2 separate regions of the Homo sapiens genome follow, and region 2 is linked to region 1. The links are chromatin loops, found by intact Hi-C in ENCODE. Cell type or tissue: heart right ventricle. All regions are shown on one strand. Links, peaks and the distances in the headings refer to the core of each region. The heading gives the core; the rest is flanking DNA. Region 1 overlaps MAST2 (microtubule associated serine/threonine kinase 2). Region 2 overlaps MAST2 (microtubule associated serine/threonine kinase 2).

Region 1 (10,405 bases), core at 1,259-9,258:
GGAAACAGAGTCTTGCTGTGTCTCCCAAGCTGGAGTGCAGTGGTATGACCTCAGCTCACTGCAAACTGCCTTCCAGGTTCAAGCAATTCTCCTTCCTCAGCCTCCCGAGTAGCCGGGATTACAAGTGCCTACCACCACGCTTGGCTAATTTTTGTTATTTTTAGTAGAGTTTTGCCATGCTGGGCAGGCTGGTCTCAAACTCCTGACCACAGGTGATCCACCCGCCTCGGCCTCCCAAAGTGCTGGGATTACAGGCGTGAGCCACCACACCCAGGCATTTTTTTTTTTTTTTTTTTGTATTTTTAGTAGAGGCAGGGTTTCACCATGTTGGCTAGGCTGGTCTCAAACTTCTGGTCTCAAGTGATCCACCTGCCTCAGCCTCCTAAAGTGTTGGGATTTACAGGCATGAGCCACCGCGCCCGGCCTGTGTGTACCTACATCCATACTCGGTGTAGATGTGTGTGCACCCAACTCACCCACTCCCCTAACTGCCATCACAGACTCACAGGCTGAGGTCATTCAGGGACCATGCAGGCAGCACGCCCAGCACTAACCTTCAGGATCAGCTCTACCACCTCCGTGTGCACCAGGCCATGCACAGGTTCCCCATTGACATGGGTGATGAGGTCACCTTGACGAAGCCCTGCCTCACTGGCCGGACCTCCATCCTCCACGTGCTGTGCCAGGAAGAGAACAGTACTCAGACTGGAGCCTGAACACGAAGTATGGGGCCTGGTTCTGGACATTAAGCTGTGAGCCCCTTCACCACCACCCTTTGACCCCCGAGCAGGGACAGATGGGCTCCACAAAGGGGAAGCTGGAAGGATGATGAAGCAGGGAGACAGCAGGTCTGGATGGTCAGACATACCCACACCATATGGTGCACGGTGTAGACATCGGAGTCACCCATGTAGACGCGAATGGCCCGCAGGGTGAAGCCATACTTCTTGCCAGCTCGGTGGATGATGATGGGAGGCCTCATGCTGCCAAGGGCTGGCAAGAAGTCCCTGCTTGGAGAAGAGTCCCGGGATGATGGGTTGGACGACTGAGAATGTGGGGACATGGGGCTGGCCAACGGGGAGCAGGTGTGGTGTTCTGGAGAAGGAGAAGCCAGGACTTAGTGGGTCAGAGGGCTTTGGCCTGGCCCCTGGTCCAGTCTGTTGATGTCAGCACAACTCTAGTCACAGACAGAGCCTGAGCCTAGGTCCATTTTCCCCACAGCCCCTGACCTGTGAAGCCCTCTCCCGTGTCCAGACCCCAAGAGACGGTGGTGGTGATGAGAAATGGCAGCTAGCATTTATGTGTGTATCAGGGACTATATAAGCTTGTCATATATATTTAAATGTCACAACCTATCAGCTGGCCTCTATTATATCCACATTTTTGGATAAGAAACTTGAGGCTTAGAGAAGTTAAGCAACTTGCTCAAGGTCAAGAGCCTGTTAGTGATGGAGCCAGGATTTGAGTGTGAGCTCTCTACCCCAAAGCCTGCACTTGTGACATGGTGCTGTCCTGCTTTCTGGCACATGTATACACAACCCCAGACACCAATACACACCTTCAGAGACCACAGTCAGATCTGTGCTTAACACACACACACACACCTGCCACGTGCAGAACCCTCCCAAGGCCTAGAGATTACAAGGCCCTTCCTGTGAGTTTTATCCCAGCTCCCCAGGGGCCTCACCCGAAGGAATGAGGAGTGAGAGGGCTGTGGCTGAGGCGGACTTGATCACTTTGTTGACAGGGCGAGCAGTGCGCTTCTCTGTTGAGTCCCCAGAGAGCAGCCGGTGGCGGGCCCTACGCACAGCCAGGTCACTGATGGCCTTGGCTGTGGCTCCCTCAGCCAGCTGTGAGGTCCCACGGCCTCGGGTCTCCATAGCTGTAGGCCCAAGTAAGCAGTGAGACCCGCGATGCCGCTGAGCCTCCCTGCCCTGCAGTATCCTCCAGCTTAGGTCGTTTGGCCGCCCACTGGGCCATACCTGGACTGGAACCACTGCTCCGGCCAACAGCTTCCTCATCCAGCTTTGGCCGCTGCTCCCCTGAGTGTTCAGTGACAGGCCCAGATACCCCCTCTCCAGATGGGGGTGTCAGGACCCATATACCCTCCTGTGGTTGCCTCCTGAGGGTGCTGCTGGCCTCCTCAGGGCCCTCCGGGAACCGAGGCGCATCCAGGAGGCCTGAGCAGCGGCGTCGCACTGTCATTGGAGGGCTTGAGTCACTCTCTGTGTGGGATGACTCAGACACCGACAGCCGCTTCCGTAATCTATGAGACACAAGGCCTGGGGTGAGTGACCCAGGTGGTCCCCCTCCTCCTGCCAGGTCTCCTTAGGGGCACACAAGGGTTATAGTAACAGAACTTTCCTCCGCAGACATTCCTCCAGGAGCCACCCTTGTGAATGCCCCCTCCCTGCCACCTGCACTCCTCCCTGGCATCGGAATCTCTCCCATGATCTGTGACAATGCAGGGATAGCTGTGTCGCCCACCCTGGGTGAACTCTGGGTGCTCACATCTCAGGGGAGCCAATCACCCAGCTCCGGTCTCGGCCTTTGAGCCCTGCCAGGCCATCTGAATGGTCCTCCTTCTCCTCACTCAGGCTGCGCTTGGTCGGGGGTGGTGTCCGGCGCTCCTCGAGCAGTGAGAGCCGCTCCATGCTGCTGTACACCTGTGGGCACAGGGGATGCGCTGGGGATGGGCTCTGGCAGCCGTACCTCCCAAGTGGCATAAAGCATCCTTGGCATCGGAAACCTAGGAATTTGAACCAGTCGGTTCCATCCCTCCTTCACACACCCCTGCTGAATATTTGGGGAAGGAGTTATTCCACTGATCTGACCTGGCATCTCATGTCAGGGACAGCAGTGGTTCTAGAAGCACCTATATATAGCTATATGTAGCCCCAACCCTTAGCTCCTCTTTTTCTAGAGGTGGCCCCAACCCCAACTCCCTGAGCCTGCCCCAGGTGTGCCCTTTGACAGGCCCTCTTCTTCTGATCCTCCAGCCTGTTCTGCCCATTCTGGGCCTCCTCAGTCACACCTTGTTGAACCTTGGAGAGCAGGAAGAGAACTGGCGGATCTCAAGGCAGCCATCCTCACTCACTTCTTCCTCATCCTCCGAGTCCATGTGGTGGTATCGCTCTGAGCGGGCTGGGCCAGACATAAAGGACACTTTCCTTCAGAGCCCTGCTGGTGGCCTCCTTGTGACCCCATTAGATTTCAGCAGAGCCCTGAGAAGTTGCTCCCAATGCAATTTCAGTGTGCACAGGTGTTTCTAGGCAAACAGGTAGGACCCATCCTCCACCCCACCCATCGGTGGCCTTACTGTCAAAATAGCTAGTATCATCCTCTGACTCCAACTGAGGAATAAATTCAGCCTTCTGGCGGAGAAGTCCTGTCCAGTCCAGACCAGTAAAGAATGGGTGCTGCTTCACCTCATAGGCACTGCCTGTGGACAGGGAGGACATGGGCAAGGGGGTAGGATGAGCAGCATGGAGTCTAGGTCAGCAAATCTAGCAAGAAGCCAGACCTTCAGAAGCTATACCTAGGGGATCAGCTCAAGCATCTTCCCTTTTCTGCCTACAGAGCAGGGCAGAGTTTCAGGATCCAGAGGGGCTGCCCGTAACCGAAGCCTGAACCTCCAGGGTACATGACTCAGCCTCCCTTACCCCTTTTCCAAGTAGTGAGAAAAGTTAGCAGGGCCTGCCCTACCTGTGCCAAGTCTCTCCAGAGGGTTCTGGTGGAGCAGTTTGGAGGTGAGGTCCTGGGCGTCTGGGGGCAGTGCCTCATCACCCTCAGGCCACACAATCTCATCTGAAGTCATCAGGGGTGAGAGGGAAAGGAGAAATTGTGGGTAGAGTGGAGAGATGCAGAAGAGGGTCCCAGAACAGTGAAAGGAAAGGAGGCAAAAAGGACCCAGCCTGGAGCCCCTGAAAGCCTTGCCTGGGACCCCAGTCCTTAAATTCTATAGGTTCCTAGACCATAGCTTGATCTTTGATCCACAGCAGGCACTGCAAAGCTCTAGCTCACCCTGCTTTTATACTCCACAAAACATACACAGACGTACCCCTCACACTTATGGGATGTGCACATACACAGACAGGAACACCCAGGTGTATATGAGAGACCAGGTGTCTATGAGAGACATGTGAAGCCCCAAGGGACACAGTGTGCACATGTATGTACATGCAGAAACACAGAGACACCCATCCCCAAAGCAGCAGACATCACAAACACACATGATGAGTTCAGAACAAGAGCTCACAGGCCTCACGAGCTGCCTGCATACATCATATTTGTGGATTCAGACTCTGTTTCCCCACTGGGCCAGGGGCATAGTACCTACCACTGATCACCTGCCCAAAGAGCTCCTCCGGAGTATCTCCAAAAAAAGGGACGCAGCCCACCAGGAACTCATACAGGATAATGCCCATGGCCCACCAGTCCACTGGCTTCCCATAGCCCTGGCGCAGGATCACCTCAGGCGCAATGTATTCTGGGGTCCCGCATACCTGGGCACAGAAAAGCCAGGCTGGCTCAGCCTCCTGAGGCTGCTGACTGGCATGACAGCCGGAGATGGGGGATGCTCCCATCTCGAGCAGAAGAATCTCTGAATGAAGACTCAGCCCACCTTAGTTAATGAACAAGATCAACAGAAGCCCCAGGGAACAAGAGTCGGAACTGTCAGTAGGTATTTCCTAATTAACAAAAATGTCTCATTCTAGCCCGGAACTACCATCCCTTAAGCCCTCAACACCCACCTCTGGCATGTGATCCCACAATGGGCCTCTGCACTCCAGCCTCTAACAAAACAGACCCTATCAGTCATGTAACAACTACAGGGACCGGTGAACAGTCACAACCTGAAATGTCAAACCAGGGAACATCCAGAGGCTGCCTCTCAGGACACTGGGCCACAGCCCAATGGAAATTCAGAGCTGTGTTCCAAGAACCTCAGGCTCCAGGAGAGCCTTGCCCTTGATTCAGGCTGGGAGATTCAGGACTGATCTCATATGAAACTCTGTGCTAACAGTTATATGACCTATTTTCCCCAAACCCTGAGGAGGAAGATGACTTTGGATTTTATATCCATATGATTCTCAAGGCTCATCCTGTTTTCCAAATGTGCTACCTATCTCAGTGCCTCTCTGGAACCCAAAGGTAGAAAAGATAGGGGTTCCCAATCTTAACATCTAGCTACAAGGTAGGCATATGGCCCCAAGGCCTTATTCTAGGGCCTGGAATCTATGTATGTGTACACAAATGTAGAGATGGGGTCTCACTATGTTGCCCAGGCTGGCCTCAAGCGATCCTCCTGCCTCAGCCTCCCAAAGGGTTGGGATTACGGGCGTAAGACACTGCGCCAGGACAAGGGCCTAGAATTTAACCCCCAGTGTATCAACTACCCTTCCTTACCTGCTTGTCCAGGAATTCCCGGGCATCCTTTTCAATATGACCCTCATACAAGTTCGTTGTCAGACTCATGAGGCCAATTTTGGACAGTCCAAAGTCCGTGAGCTTGATGTGCCCCATGGATGTAATTAGGAGGCTGGAAGAACGAAGAAATAAAATTAAGAAGTTATTCCTGGTTTTCTGAGAGTACTGATTTTAGTATATGCCCAGTTTCCCCACTCAGGCTTCCATGGGGGTACTGTGAGACACAAGCTGGGTAGCTTCAGCTGGGGGGACAGGCAGGTGTGGACACGTAAATCGCTCTGGCTGTGTGAGTGCTGCATTCTGCACAAGCAACGAACCTGCCTTTTGCCCATTCCCACAACTCCATTTCTGCTTATTGCCCTAACTGTATTCTATGTTGGGGGCAGGAGTCATTCAGTTGAGGAACAGAGTTTCTTCTACAGAGCTGAGATCAGCCTCATCCTAAGGCAGCTGCTGGAGCCATTCCTAGTCCCCTCTCCCAATCTGAGTGGCCCATAATACTCCTGTTTCAGGGAGAGGGGCAGGGGGCACACATAATTTTGTTCCATGTCCATGGCTGGTCTTGGGAGGAGGGTTAGTTGGGAGAAACTAGAACTAAGATCCCTTTATATACTCTGCCTGAGCCACTCATTTTGTGCTGAAGGCTTTACCCTGCCACCCTTTTATTCTAATGATTCCCCAAATAGTACCTCTGGCTCTGACTTCCTTTTTGAGCTCCAGGCCTACCCAACTGCCCATGTGTCTTACAGGCTCCAGAAACTCAACCTGTCCAAAACAAAGTCATGCCTCCCAACTGGTTCCCCTCCTCAGTGAAAAACAATAATTTTGGTTATCTGTTGAGCTCTGTGCTAAGTGCTTTAAAAATATTCTGGCCCCTGAAATGTTTTCTAGAGTAACACATCAAAGGTAGGTGTAATTATTCCCTATATTAGAAAGGAGGAACGTGAGGGTCAGGGAAACTTTAATTAGTAGACTCAAACTCAGACTTAATAAGCAGAAGAGTGGCCATTTGAATTCAGGTCTGTCTTATGTCAAAGCCACTTTCTTCCACAGAGGCTTATCACCCTGCACCAGTCCCAAGCTGGAAATCTGGAACACATCCCAGCCTCTTCTGTTCCCTCACTTCCCTTCCTACCCCCACCCCAGCCTGATCCTCTTTCCTTTATACTTCCCCACACTACCCCTCTTCTTTCTATCCTGACTCCCTGTTCTGCTGCAGGCATTGCTGTCTTTCCCTGGTCTCGGTATCTCTTTGGCAGTGGTCTCAGTGTCTCTTTTCACCGGCAGAGTGAGCTTTCTAAACCTGAACCATAATCTGGGCATGCCATTCTATCATATCTTTGGTTAGCAGACCCTTCCAAGACTCTCTAGGCCCCTTTAGAATAAAACCCAAATATAACAAAAGGGCCCTTGATGAACTAGTTCCTGCCTCTCTCTCTAGCCTTTTCTCTTACTACTCTCTCACCATCTAAGCTGTCGCCATATTGCACTATTTGTAGTTCCTGAACAAGTGCTGTTCTCTTGCACCTGTGTGACTCTGCACATTCTGCTCTCCTGCTTTAGAAAGCAGGTCTTCCTTTTTCCACTTGACTAATACCCTCTGAGAAGAAGCCTATATACATATATTTCTGTCTCCCACTGTAGACTTAAGTTCTACATGCCAGGGACTACATTTAAAAACCCACAATATAGTGCTGGCACAGAGTAGATGTCAGTAAACGTCAGGACACTTGTTTAGCCATCTACTAGATGTGCTTATTCTTTTGTTCTTGCTTGGTTTCTTCAGTGGGGCTCCTCAATGACTCTTCCATGTCACCGAAGCCTTATAGTGTTCCAGCCAGACCTTGAGGCAATGATCTGCATCTGGGGTGGTCGGGGGGCTAGAGAACTAGGCCCAGATGGACACACACAGGAGCATGTTTTCCCGGTAGCCATCTGGATAGATTTAGAGCTACTGTGCTTGCCAACATTTTATCTGGAGACCCAAGAGGGAGACCCTGGACAAGGGACACAGACTGTGGACATACTTGTCAGGCTTGAGGTCACGGTGCACGATGCCATAGTTGTGTAAGTACTCCAGGGCCAGCACAGTTTCCGCAAAGTATAGACGCACCATGTCCACAGGCAGGGCCCCAATATTCTTCAGCAGAGTGGCACAGTCTCCCCCTGCAACAAGCCCAGGCTACCATGAGGAAAGGATTCAGTTCCCTGCTCTAGCTAGCCAGCTCCCATCTGGCAGTTTCTGAGGTCCCAGAGGAGACAGCTTCATGGAATATCCTGGTGCTGGAGACTCTGATTCTAGCCCCTTTGCTGCTGGCATGGGTGGGAGACAGGGTGATATGGTTTGGCTGTGTCCCCACCCATAGCTCATCTTGAATTGCAGCTCCCATAATTCCCATGTGTTGTGGGAAGGGACCTGGAGGGAGATAACTGAATCATGGAAGTGGGTCTTTCCCATGCTATTCTCGTGATAGTGAATAAGTCTCATGAGATCTGATGGTTATTTTTATTTATTTATTTTTTTGAGGCAAAGTCTTGCTCTGTCACCCAGGCTAGAGTGCAGTGGTGTGATATCAGCTCACCGCAACCTCTGCCTCCCAGGTTCAAGCGATTCTCCTGCCTCAGCCTCCCGAGTAGCTGGGATCACAGGCGTGCACCACCACACCCAGCTAATTTTTGCATTTTTTGTAGAGACGGGGTTTCGCCATGTTGGTCAGGCTGGTCTCAAATTCCTGACCTCAGGTGATCCACCTGGCTCAGCCTCCCAAAGTGCTGGGATTACAGGCATGAGCCACCACGTCCGGCCCATCTGATGGTTTTATAAAGGGGAGCTTCCCTGCACAAGCTCTCTCTTGTCTGCTGCCATGTGAGACATGCCTTTCACCTTCTGCCATGATTGTGAGGCCTCCCCAGCCACATGGAACTGTAAGTCCACTAAACCTCTTTCTTTTGTAAATTGCCCAGTCTCTGGTATGCCTTTATTAGCAGCATGAAAATACACAGGGTATGGAGGGGGGTGGAAAGTAAAGTGAATCTGCTAATAGCTGTCATGGACATTTTTCAGGCCAGAGAGGGAAGGAACCCAGGCCTTTATTAAAAGTAATGGCAAACATGCAATTACTTTTGTACCAGCCTAATGTTTTTTAGGACAGGAATACTGCATACTGTAAACACATCTGGCTGAGATGTTAACATCTGTTCATGTTACTTCCTTCTTACTGGCTTTTAGTTTCTGAGTAAAGTAACACTATGAACTCCCAGCATGTACCCAGTAAACACTAAAGGACAGTTTTGTTCAGCTTCAGCTTCAAGACTAGGCACAGTATCTTTGGAGGCTGTACACACAGTGAGAAGGTGAGAGGGAAGGGAAACTGGCAAAGCTGCTGCCTCCCTCCAGAACTATGCCCCATGTTGCTCTTCTGTTCTATTCTCAGAGCATTTTGCTTGGTTTTAAGGGGTGTCCCCTTTGCAAGCCAGTCAGGGTAATTAATGGCTTTCCTTTCTTCTGAGGGTCCAGATGCAAACCTCCTAGCACCTAATCCTGGGCTTTTGTAGCTCTGCTGCCTCCTCTGTTGCTGTCTGATACCAGCAGTAGAGAGCGTGCAGGCTTTGGGGTGCAAGATTCTATAGCTGCTGGCCTGCTACATCCTATCCCAGAATGCCTCTCATGGTAGAGGCAGGGAGCTTTGTGCCCACTGTGGCCAAATGGTCTCTGTGATCCTGAGGCAGAAACCAATGCCAAAGGTGGACTGGAAAGCTGGGCCCTGAAACTTCACCTCTGTACAAAGCTGCTGGTCCCTGTTTAAGGCTAAGTCTCAGACTGTGCCTTGGCCTCCATGCCAGGCCACCTTTGCCTCAGTACCTTCAACGTACTCCATCACCATGCACAAGTGGCGCTTGGTATCAAAGGAGCAGAACATGCTGACCACAAAGGGGTTCTCAGCGAAAGTCAGTATGTCACGCTCCACGAAGGCCTGCTGGATCTGGTTCCGTAGGATCAGGTTCTGCTTGTTGATCTTCTTCATGGCAAAGCGCTGCCGGGTGGACTTGTGCCGCACCAGAAATACAGCCCTGGGAAACAAAGTCCGGCCCATCCCCCATGGACCCTCAGCACCTGAGCTGTGCTCTCTGCCACCCAAACTGCCTTCTCTCACACCTTAATTAATGCACAGAACAAGGGGGCAAGGGCATGCATATCAGTGAGAAGGGTCTGGGACCCCCTGGTCCATAGAACTCTTAAACTTCTTGATAGACCATGTCCTGATGACACGGCTCAATGCTTCCCCAGAGCTCAGGGAATGGAGGATGCGTGGTAGTAAGAGGCGTGGGAATCTTGTCTGGGAAAGGAACAATGATCGGATGTCAGAGGAATCTGAACTCCTGCCCACCCAGGAGGCTTCTGGGAGTGAGAAGGTCCACCCCGAGGCATCTGCCCAGAGGACTGGGCAGCATACACTCTCACATGGAAGAGATCAAAGGCTGACCCGGCTTCAGTCCTGGCCACACCCTGACCCCTGCCTTTACCCATAGGCGCCATTGCTGATGAGCTTAATGGTCTCGAAGTCCTCTTCAGAGGGTGTCTTTTTAGATGGCAGAGATGCCCCATGGCCCTGGAAGACAAGGGAAAAGGCAGGAGACAGGCATGCTTCTCAGAGCCCATATCCTTGCAGAAGCTGTGGCTCTAGCATCTTCTCAGCTGTCAGCTCTAGTGCAGTCTCCTGCTCATTCTTCTGGGAGTAGAATGACTTCTCAGTGTTTGCTGTCACCAACTCCCCCATCCCTTCCTCAGATATTCTCTTAAAGAGAATTCATAGCTCTTTGCTTCATAGGGCCCAGGCTCCAGGAATGGGGTAGGAGCTCAGGGTTTTTACCTCAATAGAATCATCTGTCTCTGGAGTGTCAGGACTGTCACAGCTGCTCAACTGGGCCATTTCTGGAAACAAAGATACAAGAGAAGAATGTGCGTGGCAATGTC
Region 2 (10,405 bases), core at 1,457-9,456, 110 kb after region 1:
TCAAAACTCTATCTCCTGATAAGATGTTATCAATGACAATAGTGCCCGAAATTTCATTAGCAATTTTAATTTCGCCTCGGTCCTGTGGTCCTGTGATCTCGCCCTGCCTCCACTTGCCTTGTGATATTCTATTACCCTGTTAAGTACTTGATGTCTGTCACCCACACCTATTCGCACACTCCCTCCCCTTTTGAAAATCCCTAATAAAAACTTGCTGGTTTTTGTGGCTTGTGGGGCATCACGGATCCTACCAACGTGTGATGTCTCCCCCGGACACCCAGCTTTAAAATTTCTCTCTTTTGTACTCTGTCCCTTTATTTCTCAAGCCAGCCGACGCTTAGGAAAAATATAAAAGAACCTACATGATTATCGGGACAGGTCCCCTGATAGGCAAGAGCAACCATTTGGCATCTAGCCATACAGGATTATATCTTCATTCAGGGTCACCTGGAGCCAGGGTCTATGAAAAACTATCTGTCGCATATAAGGGTTCCTGAAGTTAAAGCACAGCACTAGTCTTCATTATTTTACCTTTTCAATGAAAAAACAAAAAAAAAAAATCAAAAAACCTTCCCTACTCTAACAAGAGAATCACTTCTTCTGAAGATACTCTCAAGATGCGCTTTCCCTGCTGTAAGAGGAGAAATGAAATACCTTGAAACCGTTTTGATGGACTTTCCTCATTGCCAAAAAATGGTCTTTTAGAAAGAATGTAATTCAAAGTGTTTTTCATTTCAGTCCATGTCCTGCTGAGCCCCAACAGGCCAGTTTTCAGCAGAAACAATTAGTGAGAATGCATGAGAGGGCAGGAGGGCACCCAGCTGCCACTGCCTCACCTAAGCCAGTAATGGAGCTTCTGCAGTATGGACATATGGTAGGCAATATATCCAAGGGAAAATAAGAATATGAGAAAAGTAATAGAAGCAAAGAAAAAAGTAATGGAAGCAAAATGAAGTGCTAAGAATTAGCAACATCTGAGTCTCCCAACAATGGAAGCAGCAAAATAACCAGTCTAGCAGCCCAGGTAATATCTAAACAATTGTAGATGTACTGACTCACTTAATTCTTACTATAATCCTTGAAATACTATTGTGAGTCCCATTTTAATAATGAAGAGAACTGAGGTAGAAAGAAGTGAAGTAATCTGCCTACCACCACTATGCAGCAGGGCCAGGATAAGAACAAGTTCTGGGAGATGTTCCTCTTTTGAAATTACTCTGAAAAGCAGTTGTTTAAAAAAAGACAAGACAAGAAAAGCAGGTGTTGGTAAAATGAAAATAGTGCTTTCTCTTTGGCAGGAAATAATTTTGACACTACCAAAAAGGGGTTTCAAAGGTTGCCTAGTTCTGGAGGAGGCCCAAAGGAACACCTGTCCATTTGCCACGCAAGTCTACCAAAAGTCTCTCATACGTGTGACATAGGAGGTGCCAGAGAACTAAATTGGTACCACTGGATGAAAGCTTTGAGAGTGAACTGCTTGTTGCTGAAGATGTTCAAGCAAAGGCTGAATAGCTTTTTGCTAGACATTGTATGGAAGAAATTCCTATGCAGTAGGAAGCAAGATAAAGCTAGAATGCTTCCAATATAAAAATCACTCTAGTAAGGATTTCCTGCTGCAAGCCCTCCTACTTCAGGGCTGACAAAGTCTATGGCAATTCAAAACTGATTCAAAACCTAAGTCATTCTGTGTTCCATTAAGCTGTTAACATCAAACTTCTCTCTCCAGCAGGCCTACAGCTGGGCCAGTGAATAGCCAGAGACACAACTGCCTCCTCTCTTCAAGGACACCACTTACAACACAAAGTCAATCTAGCACTCTTACTCTAAAAATGCAACACCCCCATCTGAGTGCCAATCAATACTCTGGAATCATTTTCTTAGAAGACATGCAAATGGAGTAAAGGTTAGTGGTTATTTAATTTAACCCAAATCACAATGAAATTTATTATGCCTCTTAAGGTTCATCATACCCATCTGAGACACTTAAGAGCTAGCATCAACGTTTGTTTATAACAGACTCATTCCTTCCAATCAAGGCATAAAACGCAATGTATTACAGAGCTAGAGTGGGTATCATTTCAAGACTGTATCTTCATTGTCCTTCAAATTATTACGGGCAACAATTTGTAAGGTCCTAAGACCATCCCTAAGATACAGTCAATAAAGAGGCTTAAGACCTTAAGCAGGGCTAGTCCTCACTACACTATGATGCAAGGGGACACTGTTTTCCAACTCTGGGGCAATGCAGCCAAATGCCTCAATAGCTGTGTTGGTTTACTAGGGTTGCCATACATAACCAAGTATCACAAACTGGGTGACTTAACCAACAGAAATTTATTTCCTCATAGTTCAGGCTAGAAGTCCAAGATAAGGGCATTAGCAGGGTTGGTTTCTTCTATGACCTCATTCCTTGGATTCTAAATGGCTACCTCCCTTTGTCTTTGCATGGCCTTCCCTCTGTGCTTGTCTGTGTCCTAATCCCCTCTTCTCGTAAGGACACAAGTCATACTGGATTAGGATCTATCTCAAAGACTTCATTTAACCTTAATTGCCCCTTTAAAGATCCTGTCTCCAAATACAGTGACGTTCTGAGTTACTAGGGGTTAGGACTTCAACCTATACAAATTTTAGTAGAACATAATTCAGCCTATAATAGTTATACTCATCAAATTAAAAAAAGAGAGATAAAAAAGACATCCTAATATGGCCACTGACATGACTCTGGCTGCAGTGGGGTACAGGAGCAGGCTACGGGTCCTCAGGTGCAGATGCCAAGGTGGGCAGTCCCTGGAACCCGCCCCTGGAAGTCCCCCCTCCTAGTTCCCTCTCTTCTGGAACTCAGAGTCAAATTCACTGCCAGTAGCACTCAATTTTCAGTTCTTCACTTATGCACATTGTTTACTGGAACCATTTTTCTCATCTTTCTACTTTACTTGCTAATTTGCTTAATAAATTGAGTAAGAGAGGTTCATCATAAAGATGTTGCAGAATGGAGGTTCATCACCGTTTTCACTAAGCACAGATTCTGTTCTGGACTGTGAATTTGAGTACAGAGAACAAAACTAAATTAATAGATGACAGTAATGAGCAGGGGTAAAATGGAATGATACAGGCCTAAAAAAACAGAGGGATTTTTTTGCCGAGTGTGGTGGCTCATGCCTGTAATCCCAGCACTTTGGGAGGCTGAAGTGGGCAGGTCACTTGTCAGGAGTTTGAGACCAGCCTTGCCAACATGATGAAACCCAGTCTCTACTAAAAATACAAAAATTAGCCAGGTGTGGTGGCGGGTGTCTGTAATCCCAGCTACTGGGGAGGCTGAGGCAGGAGAATTGCTTGAAACTGGGAAGCAGAGGTTGCAGTAAGCCGAGATCATGCTACTGCACTCCAGCCTAGGTGACAGAGTGAGAACTTGTCTCAAAAAAAAGAACAGAGGTTTTTACAAGAAGGTAATAAAGGTAATGACCTAGAAGTGACAACAGACTGTGGGAATACCAATTCCCACCCCCAGGATTGGAGGATTTATTAAACAATGTTATTAATACATCACCTTGGGAAAAGACCCAAGGCTGCAAAAACTACTTTGGTTCAGAACGTATGATATTACATAATGAAAATATCTCAGATGGAGACATGGAACAGTGTGGTTGTTAAGAATGTGATCTCTGAAGCCAGACTACCCAGGTTTCTATCCCAGTTCTGCCACTTATACAGCTGTGTTATCCTGAGCAATTTATTTAATCTCTCTGCACCCTCGCTTCCTGTGTGAAATAAGTACAATGATAATCTCTCTCACAGAACTGGTGTGAGAAGCAAATGACCTTTACATTTTAAAGTGCTAAGAACAGTGCCTGGGAGCTAGTAAGTGCTCAGAGTTTGTAAATTTATTAAATAAATTCTCGATTGCATATGGTTCATCAGAAACATTACAGTGATGGCAGTGGCAGCCCGTCACTGCCATGAAGCAGTCACTGCCATGACGCCGGCTGCAGTGGGGTACAGATGCAGGACACGGGTCTTCCGGTGCAGACGCCAAGGTGGACAGTCCCTGGAACCCTCCTTTGGAAGCCCCCCTACAGGCCCACTGCCCTGGGAACCCACCCCTGGGAACTGCCACAATTGGGCCAGGCTGAGCTGAGCCGTCCGCCAGTGGGAGAGAAGTGCACAGAGGAACAGGCAGAGAGGGGCACTAGGGCAGAGCTGGGCCCAGGGTGGTCCCGTGCTTGCACATGGGGCACAGAGGTCTGGCCCGAGACACAGAGCTGGGGCCATGCTTCAGGGGCCCAGGGTAGGAAGTGAAAGCGGCACCCCACAGCAGCAAGTACAGCATGCCCACATTGTTCACCAGCCCCATGGAGCAGATCACCATGTAAACAACTGGCACGGTCACCACCAGGAGCACCAGACTCGATGCGTTGGAGCAGCCCAGCACCTGGCCCAGGACAATGCATCAGACCTGGAGCCCTTGCCCAAGACTGCTAGGAGATGGAGCTGGGGCTGCATGCTCTACAGAGTCGGTGGGAGCCAGGGAAAAGTGGGAGCCCCACCCCTTCCGAGTTGGTGGGGTGGGAGCCCCCCAGGTGCAGCCACCACCGCCCTGCTGCAGCTTCAGACCCAGGCATCTCTGAACTCTCGGGCCTAGGAAGGCCCCTGCCCCTCGCAGGCTCAGAATCGTCCGCTCCCGCTACCTGGCTTCTCCCCTCTGTCAGTGCCTACTCCAACCTCGGAGCAAAGTTGGGACCCAGCCCGGGAGCTGTCACAGCCCAGCTGAGTGTGCACATGCTCGGGGTAGTGCTGACATGCCAACCCCCTTGCCACTTTGGCCCCCTCCAGGCTTTGGGCACTGACAAGCATGGGAAGGAGGCTGAGGGGTGCACTGAGGACAGCCCAGTGCTGGCCTGCAGGCACCCCTTAGCATGAACAGCCTGGTCACCATGAACAGCAGCAGGAGGCAGACAGGCTCCTGGGTGGAGAGAAGCTGGTCCACAGTGAAGACCCACCTCCAAGCCAGGGAAAGCCTGAAGCCTGGGGGATGGGTCGCCAGTCCCAGAAACCGCAAGGGCAACTTGTGGTGCTTTTCCCTGGGCCCACCCATGGCCGCCCATGGACCAACCAGCATGCACTTCCTCCCCTCTGAGGCCCATAAAAGCCCCTGGACTCAGCCAGGCTTGGGGAGAGGAGGGAGGGACCATAGGGAGATAATGGGACCACCTGCCTGCAGAAAGGAGCCACCCACTCCAGGACCTCCTCTCTGCTGAGAGCTGAACACTCAACGGGAGGACCTGCCTACAGATAGGAGCTACCCACTGCGGGTCCCCTCTAAGCTATTATATCACTCAATAAAGTTCCCCTTTGTCTTGCTCACCCTATATTTGTCTGTGTACCTCATTCCTTTTGGATGCAGGACAAGAACTCGGGACCCACCGAATGGCAGGGCCAAAAGAGCTGTAATACAAACAGAGCTGAAACATGCCCCTTGCTCAACACATTGTGGGCGACAAGAAGGAGAGAAGAGAGAAGGAGAGAAGAGCTGCAGCCCTTTGGAGAGACCAGACCTGAGAGCTCCCCGAGCCTGAGCTGTGACTCCTGCTTTGGGGCCTGGTGGCTCCTAAAGTCTCCAAGTTTCTGGGCACCACCGCGTTCCCTTGTGCCAGCTGTGGAAGTTGCTTGCGTGGCGCCTGGTCCCGATGCAGCCTCACAGTGAGCTAGCACCCATGCCAGCCCTTGGAGCTAGCTGCCCTGCTGCAGCAGTTGGCATGCCTGACTGCGTGCAGTGGCCGGACCCTATGCTCACTTGCCACACACCCTTCACTATTCCGCTCCAGTCTCTTTGGAGGCATGGGATCCAGGCTGGTAGCTTGAGGCAAGTGCAGCCTGCTGGGCCAACTGGGCCCAGCAGGCCTGAGCAAACAAAGCTCAGGCAAAAGCGTCACCAGCCACAGAGGTTTCTAGCTAGAAAAGCAACACCTCCCAGGATCCCGTAACAACAGCTGAGGGGTTAAGACCACAGACATAGGCTGGGCACGGTGGCTCACACCTGTAATCCCAGCACTTTGGGAGTCCGAGGTGGGTGAATCACGAGGTCAGGGGTTTGAGACCAGCCTGACCAACGTGGTGAAACCCCGTCTCTACTAAAAATACAAAAATTAGCTGGGCGTGGTGGCGGTCGCCTGTAATCCTAGCTACTCAGGAGGCTGAGGCAGGAGAACTGCTTGAACCCGGGAGATGGAGCTTGCAGTGAGCCGAGATTGCGCCACTGCACTCCAGCCTGGGTGACAGAGTGAGACTCCGTCTCAAACAAACAAACAAACAAAAAACACCACAGACATTGGAGTAAGATACTGTGGGGTTGAATGGTAGTTTCTACTACTTATTAATAACTTCCTTAACTTCTCTGTACTACAGTGTCTTCATCTATAAAACAGATTTACTCAGATTATCCACCTCATCGAAAAAAAAATGAACATGTGTCACCCACCTCATCAGAGTATTTTGAGAATTAAATTTAACAAATGTAAGTCATTTTAAAAATGTTAAGACATAGTAAATGCTCAGCAAATGTTACCTATTCTTATTCTTTTGACATTACATTTTCCAACTTTTCTTGACTAAGGAAGATAAAATAATTTTAAAATAATCTGCTTCTATTGGGCTTATGCAACGTGAATCAGTCAACCAATAATCTCATAAAGCAATAAGAACAACTAATGACAGAAGCATGAGCTCAAAATATTAGCAAGACTAGACTTCTGCTTCTCATCATTATGGGGAATCAGAGATCAGATTTACCCTTGCACCTTAAAAACAAAAAAATTAGATGAAATATATGAAACAATAGTTTGCAGACACTGGACCGATGGGAAACATGCAAAATAAGCCCTAAGACTGCATGCCTAGGAAGCAGCAAAAGGGGGTACTCAAACAGAGTCCAGCAGTCTCCCTGAGTTGAGAAGACAGAGTTGAGAACTTGGGGAGGCTAAGGTGGCTAGAATTTTCAAAGCAGGGTACCAGAGAAGACAGATATACAGAGGGGAACTCTGGAGATCTGCAGGGGCTTCCTCTGAGTTTTTAGCTGAATATCTATCAGCATATGTGGATAAGGAAACTATCCAAGAACATGAGCAGGTACCCTCTTCAGGGCTCACTAAGGACCCAGAATCGTTCATGCTCCCATCAGCCTGAGTGGAAAAAACTCACAATACATGGGCATCAAATAGAGTACTCAAAGTATTGCCTCAGTAGTAAGAAAAAATTAGCCTCAAGTGCTGCCCTGGTCTCACCAAACAAAGCCTGAAAGTATTCCTTCAAAGGATCAAACAATTTCTAAATAACTGCATCCCAGATTCTCAAGAATGTTTAAAGGAATATAAAAATATCTAGCAAACAACAAGCTAAAATAATCTTGTCATATCAATGAACTGGCACTTTGCATGGCATGGATACAAAAGAAGAATGGAATGAAGCACTAATACAGTGACCACACATGTTAGTAAGTCTATGAAAAAAAAAAAAAAAAACATGAAATTTAACAAGCTCCAAAGCTGTAAGATGTTGCTCCAGGTTGTGTGTTCTGAGACCATAGTCATCAAGAGATACTCAAAACCATGTGCCAGGACTGGGTACATCTTGGGGGCTACCCAACTTACAATCTTTCTCAGCCTCATACGCCAAGCGCTAGTACGTCTAGAAGAGGTGCCTTCAGAGAGAAGTTAGCCTCTAACATTGTCCTATGTCAGTCTATCACTGTCCCAAACTGTCTGTGGAATTTAAGCTCCTGTATCAAATAATGTCACTTAAATCTGTGTGATACATTGTGTTTCACTTAAACTTTTAGTTTTTCAGGTTACTATTCTCTAACAAAAAGCTTAACAAATACCTACTGATCAATCACGCTTTCCTTTTTTAACATTTTTTTTTCAACTGGCTTCTAAGATACTTCTCCTAGTCCTTGTTCCTGAATGAATAGCTAATTCATTTTAGTCTAATTCCTCACTATCGCCCCAACCTCTAAAACTTGCCCCAGAGCTCAATCCTTGGATATCTCTTCCTCCTCTATCAATTCTACCTTTAAAATAATCCCCAAATCTGACCACTTCTTATCTGAATCATCATGGGTTCAAATAACCATTGTCTCTTACCTAGTGGCCTTCTAACTATAACCAGAGTGTGTTTTTTTGTTAGTTTTTGTTTTTTTGACAAGGTCTGGCTCCAAGGCTGGAGTGCAGTGGTATGATCTCAGCTCACTGCAACCTCCACCTCCCAGGCTCAAGCCATCCTCCCACCTCAGCCGCCAGAGTAGCAGGGATTACAGGTACGCGCCACCATGCCCAGCTAATTTTTGTATTTTTTGTAGAGATGGGGTTTCACCATGTTGCCCAGGCTGGTCTCGAACTTGTGAGTGGTCTTGAACTCAAGCAATCCGCTCACCTCGGCCTCCCAAACTGCTGGGATTACAGGTGTAAGCCACTGCGCCCAGCCCAGCGTGATCTTTTGATCTACGTCAGATCATGTCATTCTTATTTAAACCTTCCAGTGGCTACTTATCTCACCCAGCATAAAAACAAAAGTCCTGGCCAGTAGTGGTGGCTCATGCCTGTAATCCCAGTGCTTTGGGAGGCCGAGGCGGGTGGATAACCTGAGGTCAGGAGTCTGAGATCAGCCTGGTCAATATGGTGAAACCCTGTCTCTACCAAAAATACAAACATTAGCTGGGTGTGGGGGCAGCCGCCTGTAATCCCAGCTACTCGGGAGGCTGAGGCAGAAGAATCACTTAAACCTGGGAGGCAGAGTTGCAGTGAGGAGAGATTGTGCCATTGCACTCCAGCCTGGGTGACAAGAGCGAAACTCTATCTCAAAAAGCCTCAAAATTGTTTAATCTGGCTGCCCACTACACTTCAGGCCTCATTTCCCAATACTCACCACCTAACTTATTCTGTACCAGTATCACTGGACTCTGTTGCACAAAGAATACATGGAGCAAGCTCCTAGATCAGGCCCCTGGCACTTCATGTTGCCTCCACCTGGAACACTCTTCTTCCAGATATCTCCATTCAGGCTCTATGACTTCCTTCAGGTCTTTTATGTCAACTTACCACTGAGGACCTACCTGACCACCTTATATAAAATGTCAAGCCCTGGCCTCTACATTCTCTTATCCTACTTTATTTTTCTCAGAAGCACTGTCTATCCGTTATGTTACATATTTACTCATTAACTTGTCTCTCTTTCTCCACTAGAATCTAAGCTCCCTGAGGACAGGGATTTTATTGCTTTATGTTCACTGCTTTGTTTCCCATGCCCAAAACAGTGTCCTAGCAGATAGTACGTAATCAAATAATGTTGAATATAAGAAAAGGAAGACAGAAAGAAATGGGAGAAGGGCTATTTTCCTCAACCTGAACAAACCATTTAACTTGTTTTGGACTCAAATTTTCCCATCGTGTAAAATGTGAGGTTTGAACTTTTTTACCTCCTAAGAGTTCTAGCACTCTGCCATGCTATGGGGTGGTCACAGGTCATAGTTCACAAGGCTGTCCAATGGTCAGGATGGGCACACAACTTATAATAGCCTCAAAAATCCAAGTACTGATAACCTACCCTCCTTTCTCCTGACATTTTGAATACAACAGAAATCTGTGATATTTATTTTACTCTTCTCTGTGACAGAACCAAGACTCTTACTCCATTTCTCCCCATTATTAAGGAGTAAGGTATGCGTTTTACCATTTGGCCAGAAGCAATTGTCAAGGCCCAGATTCACAGCAAGTTTCCTTACCTCCACGGCAGTGGGCGGCTGGAACAAGGAGTGCCAGGACTGCTGTGGGCTCGTGGGTTCAGGAAAATGGCAAGAGGAGAAGTAGCCAAAGCACAATCAGCACTAAATGGGACTTTAGTGAGGAAGAGGGCTGGAGCAGATGTGGGTGAAAACATGTGCTGGTTTACTTCAGCTCCTCGGCAAAGGGTAGAGATTCTGACAAGGTACCACAATAGGAAAAAAACAAGGTCAGTGATAACTTTTCAACCAAAAAGAAACATATTCAAAGTGGCTTGGTTTAGGCAAAAAGCTCAAGAAAAGTAAGTGGTCAAAAATCATTCTCCAATATCATACTTCAGTACCAATGTTGGTACAGGATGACAACAGAGACAAAAACTTAATCCATAAAATTAAAATACAACATTTAAGATTTGGCTATTCAACATATTTGTTATTTATTTTTATTTTTATTTTTTGAGACAGAGTTTTGCTCTTGTTGCCCAGGCTAGAGTGCAATGGCACGATCTTGGCTCACTGCAACCTCTGCCTCCTGGGTTCAAGCGATTCTCCTGCCTCAGCCTCCCAAGTAGCTGGGATTACAGGCATGCACCACCACACCCAGCTAATTTTGTATTTTTAGTACAAACAGGGTTT

Evidence for each region. Peaks named below come from ENCODE experiments on the same cell type or tissue, not always from the same donor. Only the 100,000 strongest peaks of a DNase experiment are listed, where the experiment ranks them.
Region 2: it touches region 1 in a loop (2.8-fold over the local background); 12 of 110 quality-filtered maps call a loop at or near these places.

What each region holds. Positions count from the first base shown.
Region 1 is chr1:46,022,868-46,033,272 of GRCh38, reverse strand. MAST2 (microtubule associated serine/threonine kinase 2) reads right to left here. Exons shown (of 29, transcript NM_015112.3): 13 at 10,302-10,363; 14 at 9,955-10,040; 15 at 9,293-9,501; 16 at 7,458-7,596; 17 at 5,410-5,542; 18 at 4,340-4,505; 19 at 3,706-3,807; 20 at 3,320-3,442; 21 at 3,035-3,144; 22 at 2,512-2,666; 23 at 1,983-2,266; 24 at 1,688-1,882; 25 at 869-1,095; 26 at 555-677. Among named protein-coding and RNA genes, the nearest start is that of PIK3R3, 100 kb to the left of the region's middle. In heart right ventricle, for the core only: no CTCF peak of the experiment used is centred there; DNase peaks (open chromatin) are centred at 4,852, 6,562 and 7,352; H3K27ac peaks cover 5,027 bases.
Region 2 is chr1:45,916,901-45,927,305 of GRCh38, reverse strand. The region is part of intron 4 of MAST2 (microtubule associated serine/threonine kinase 2); the gene reads right to left. Among named protein-coding and RNA genes, the nearest start is that of MAST2, 120 kb to the right of the region's middle. RefSeq lists an enhancer at 1-110 and a silencer at 1,695-1,989. In heart right ventricle, for the core only: no CTCF peak of the experiment used is centred there; a DNase peak (open chromatin) is centred at 4,785; H3K27ac peaks cover 3,242 bases.